2 separate regions of the Homo sapiens genome follow, and region 1 is linked to region 2. Evidence: chromatin loops called from intact Hi-C (ENCODE). Cell type or tissue: mammary epithelial cell. All regions are shown on one strand.

Region 1 (2,500 bases), 430 kb after region 2:
TACGAGGAACCTGAGGCTTGTCTAGAAGAACTTCTCTGACTTTGAGAATAAGCACCACAGGCCTCCATCTCTCACACCCAGGAAGACCTTACTGATATTTTATTTAAATTGCTGTGGCTGACCCTTAAGCTGGCTTCCTTTTTTTTCTTCTGTGGAAATGGAGAAGAGTTGTCATTTATATGAAAAAGAGAACAATGCTTCATTATGTTTATTCCCTCCTGTCTACCAGAGGGGGTGGATAGGAGAACATAGTGCATGTGGTACATTTAGGAGACCCAGAAGTGACCCAAGTCCTGATGAGATGTGGGGCAGGGCTGTGGAGGATTTTGGGAAAGGATCCTCAAGGCTGGCTCATGGCTTTGGGCCTTGGGGGAGCTTGGCAAAGCAGAGGCAATTTGGAAGTCCCCGGGGGCCATGAGGAAATCCCCAGCAGCTGAGAGACCTCAGAGAGCAGCAGGCCTGCTGTCGGGCCAGTCAGGTGGTCCCTGCAGTCGGCCGCATATGCCTGCCTAGTCTTTGGGGATTGACTCAGGGTCTTGGCAGAGAGGACAAGCCCAGGCGTCCCTACTTGGGCTCTGTGCCCGAAAAGGTGTGGTGGCACATGGCTCTGAGCAAACTGATGGGTGTGCCAATGCAGGGACTGGGTGGGTGTAGGGGCTGGGGGGAGTGTCAGAGCCCCAAGCCTCGGCGACCACCTCTGGGGCAGTGATCTGTGGCTCGCCGTCCCATACCCACTGACCTTCCTGATTGCTTGTCTCTAGACAAGCCCCTCTCTAGAACAGGCTTTCCTGGCGTCTTTTGACCTTGCATTCATGTATTCATTCATTTATTCCATCAATAAGCATTTACTGAATGCCTACTATATGTAGGAACTGTTTTAGGTTCTGGGGATAGAGCGGTGATAAAAACAAAGTGGGCACCGAGCTCATCCCTGCCTCTTCTTGCCCTACGCGTCCTGGGGACGGCGAGAGGCCATCTTGCCGCCGCAGCCCCCTCGGGCCGGAGCTCCTGGGGGACGCCTCCTGGGGGTGGGGCCTGGAGGCCGGCCTGGCGGAGGTGAAAGCGGCCCCAGCAAAGCGGGAGGGTAGATGAGAAGGGGGCTGCCACCCTCTGCTGGGCGCCAGCGGCGCTGCAGGGCGGAGCTTCCAGGGCTCTAGGCGCATGTGCTGGGCTTGGCCCCACCCCCTTGGCCCCGCCCAGGCTCCGGCTGGCCGGTGGGCCAACCCGGGAAGTGCCGCCCCGGGCCTGGGGCTGACTCGGCCCTCACAGAGCCTGACCCGTGCGTAGGGTGCTGAGTGGCTGGGGTGGCCCTGGGCATGCGCCGTTGGTCACTCCAGGTTTCCTCTCAGCCCTCCTTCTCCTCTCTGAGACCATCCCTAGGCTTCTTAAAGGGAGTCTGCCCTATAACCCTTCAGAATCCACTGGCTATCGGCACTGGTAGAATTTCATAAAAAATCTTGGCACCTCAATACCAATCGCTGTCTCCTAACACTACTGTTTCATACGAGGTGACATTTTGTTACTTACACACACACACACACACACACACACACACACACAAAAGAATAAAGGATAATTCCTCCCAAGAAAGGGAAGGGACTCCTGCGCTGGCATTTTCTTTGAGACAGGTGTAGACTCTAGTACTGGCCCTAGGGCTGGTGCTGAGGACCTCTGAAGTGGTCATCCTGGAAGTGCACCTGCCACCCTAGTGGCTGGGCCCTCCCACTTCAAAAGCAAGTGCTCCAGGCCCTCCTGGCCCTGAGCTCTGAGTGCTTTAAACAGGACTCTCCCCAACTCCCTAAATATAGTTCTATTATTGACACTTTACACACCGCAAATTTGTAATACAAGGATCATATAATTAGTACCCATTTATGGCAACAGTGCTTATAGACTTTTTTTTAGGAGTTTTGATTTACAGGGGAACTAGAGGGACAAATGGGGTCAGAGAAGTATTCTTTTGTTAAGATATATTTTGTTAAGATATATATATCTCATTGTTAAGATATATCTTAACAAAATATATCTTCCCAAGCTTTAAACCTTGGTATCTTTCCTTACTTTTCTCAATCTCCACCCAGACCCGCTTGTGCCCATTTCCCATCCTTCCCCAAATAGTCACCAAGTCCAGCTTATTTTTTCTCTTGAGTCACCCTCTCTTCCCCATCAACTGCCAGAATCCTAGGCAGACCCTTCTTATCTCTCATTTGGCATCACCTTTTACCTTGACTTCCTTTTTTTTTTTTTTTTTTTGTCACCCAGGCTGGAGTGCAGTGGCATGGTCGTAGCTCACTGTAATCTGTAACCTTGAACTCCTGGGCTCAAGTGATTGATCCTCCCACCTCAGCCTCTGAAGTAGCTAAGACTACAGTTGCAGGCCACCACGCCTGGCTAATTTTTAAATTTTTTGTAGACGGGTCTCTGTGTTTCCCAGGCTGGTCTTGAACTCCTGGTCTGAAGTGATCCTCCTGCCTCTGCCTTCCAAAGTTTTGGGATTACA
Region 2 (2,500 bases):
ACTATGCCAGGTGAGGGTCGGCTGAAGGGTGCAGTGTGGGTGGGTGGGGGTGTGGGTGAGGGCTGCTGCTGCAGGTCTGAGCCATACCCCCTCCTCACAGGCAGGCGGGGCACCATGAGCTGGCGGAAAGGCTGGTTGAGTGCCAATATGAGCTCACTGACCGGCTGGCCTTCTACCTCTGTGGACGCAAGCCGGGTGAGCAGAGCTTGGGGGGCGCCTGGCTGTGACAGGCCTGGCTGGGGCTGGGCAGGTGGGACCTGGACGCACCCGGCAGCAGGTGCCATGGTGACAGAGCGGCTGGGGAGCAATGTTGCTAGGCAACTGGCTCCTGTGAAATTACTGCAGGCTCTGGGCCATAGCATCGCTGGGGCTAGGGAGTGGGGGTGGGCATCCTGCATCCTCCCACGAGCTCCCAGCATTCTTGGGGGTGGCCTGCCCTCCCCACTTTCCCCTGACACTTCTGGGTGCCAGCCCTGCTCATGGCAGTGAGGTGGGCTCCCAGCTGCTGAGGCCACCCAGCACTAGTGAGTGACTTGGCATTTTTATTTTTGTTCAGATCACAAGAATGGGCATTACATCATCCCACAGATGGCTGACAGGTGAGTGCCCACCTGATGCCCCTTTCCAGAGGCTGTTGGATGCCATGTGGGTGGCTGACCCCCAGAGCTCCCAGCCCAGGTTTCAGAGGCCTAGGACCCTGCTCCCTCCCCCCAGAGACTAGAGGCACAGCTTAGTCCTCAGTCCCTAATGCTGGGCCCCAAGGCAGGTAAAAAATGTCAGCTCCATATGTGGCCCGCATAGCCTGAGCCCCGTGACTGTCAAGTACATGGAGGGCTTGGGTGTGAGAAGCTACCTGTGGGCCGGGCGCGGTGGCTCACGCCTGTAATCCCAGCACTTTGGGAGGCCGAGGCGGGCGGATCACCTGAGGTCGGGAGTTCAAGACTAGCCTGGCCAACATGGAGAAACCCCGTCTCTACCAAAAATACAAAATTAGCCAGGCGTGGTGGCGCATGCCTGTATCTCAGCTACTCGGGAGGCTGAGACAGGAGAATCGCTTGAACACAGGAGGTAGAGGTTGCGGTGAGCCGAGAGCACGCCATTGCACTCCAGCCTGAGCAACAAGAGCAAAACTCCAAACTCCGTCTCAAAAAAAAAAAAAAGAAAAAGAAACAGAAGCTACCTCCGGCTGGGAGGGTGGGCCACTGGGTTCTGTCCCAGTGGCACCGACCCCACTGTCTTTAGAGAAGCCTCTGCTCTTCGCTGAAAAGATGGGTGGGCTTCAGGGATGTGACTAACTTTGTGACTGCTGGCTAGGCCTCTAGCGTGCTCAGAATTAGGCACGTGCGCTGAGGCTGGTTGAATGAGGTGTTTCTGCTTCCGTCTGAGAGGCAGTGTGGGACACCCCCTGCCACTCACCCAGCACATAAGATGGATGCTGGTGCCACCTGGTGGCCACCTCTGATGGCCATGTCCTCATGCCAGGCTGTGCCTGCTGGCCTGGATCTGGAGAGAGGAGGTGCTCTCCTCCCCAAGGGCCTGTGTGGGCAGATGGGCATAACCAGGCCTGGGCGACTCAGATCCTAAACCCAGACCTCTTCCAGACCCCAAGGCTCCTACTTCTATGGTCTGATTCTACCTGGGTTGTGTGTGCATGCGTGCATGTGTATGGTAAATACACCCAAATATGGGCTCCATTCAACAGCACATTAACTGAGCACCTTCCCGGAGCCAGCTACTGCTCTTGGCACTGGGAGCACAGAGGCAGCTGAGACACAATCCCTGCCCTTAAGGAGCTCACAATCTAGCTGGGGAGGCAGCCTAGCCAGGTGATTCTAGTCCTCATGGGGGAGTGCAGCAAGAGAGGCAGAGGCATGGAGGGTAGAAATGCTGCATGGGAATGGAGGCAGCCCCCGGGCTGGAGCACAGCATGGGAGGCAGGGAACCCTACAAGCAAGACTGGGATAGAGACGAGCTGGAGAATGAGCAGCCCCGAGAGCATCAGCAGGAGCAGTGACCATCCCGAGAGCGGAGAGTTCCAGGCACAGAAGTGTGAAGTCATCTCTGCTGCTTACTGGCTGTGTGACTTGCAGGCTGCTTGACCTCTCTGAGCCTTGGTTATCTCTCCTGGAAATGGAGATGACAGCATCTATTTTTCAGGGAGGAGAGGATTAGATAAGAATGTATGCAAAATGTTTAGCCTTTTTTTTTTTTTAAGAGTTGGGGTCTCGCTCTGTTGCCCAGGCTGGAGTGCGGTGGCTTGATCATAGCTTACCACAGCCTCAAACGATCCTCCTACCATAGCCTCTTGAGTAGCTGGGACTACAGGCACATGCCACCGTGCTCAGCTAATTTTTAAATTGCTTTTGTATCTCTGTGTTGCCCAGGCTGGTCTCCACCTCCTGGCCTCAAGCGAACCTCCCACCTTGGCCTCCCAAAGTGCTAGGATTACAGGTGTGAGCCACTGTGCCCGTCCCTAGGGTATTCTGATGAAGTATGTTTG

Evidence for each region. Peaks named below come from ENCODE experiments on the same cell type or tissue, not always from the same donor. Only the 100,000 strongest peaks of a DNase experiment are listed, where the experiment ranks them.
Region 1: a loop joins it to region 2, with 2.6 times the contacts of the local background. A loop is called at or near these places in 3 of 110 quality-filtered maps.

Annotation. Positions count from the first base shown.
Region 1 is chr17:29,147,643-29,150,142 of GRCh38, reverse strand. All of the region lies in intron 2 of MYO18A (myosin XVIIIA), which reads left to right. The region is part of intron 1 of LOC124903967 (a long non-coding RNA gene); the gene reads right to left. Among named protein-coding and RNA genes, the nearest start is that of MYO18A, 32 kb to the left of the region's middle. RefSeq lists enhancers at 248-297, 318-507 and a silencer at 888-1,367. In mammary epithelial cell, a CTCF peak has its summit at 1,110 (motif pointing left); DNase peaks (open chromatin) are centred at 492 and 1,122; H3K4me3 peaks cover 768 bases; H3K27ac peaks cover 1,764 bases.
Region 2 is chr17:29,579,437-29,581,936 of GRCh38, reverse strand. It overlaps GIT1 (GIT ArfGAP 1), which reads left to right. Exons shown (of 20, transcript NM_014030.4): 5 at 1-10; 6 at 101-195; 7 at 557-599. It also overlaps a transcript of TP53I13 not described here. Among named protein-coding and RNA genes, the nearest start is that of GIT1, 9.0 kb to the left of the region's middle. In mammary epithelial cell, a CTCF peak has its summit at 1,450 (motif pointing left); a DNase peak (open chromatin) is centred at 1,406.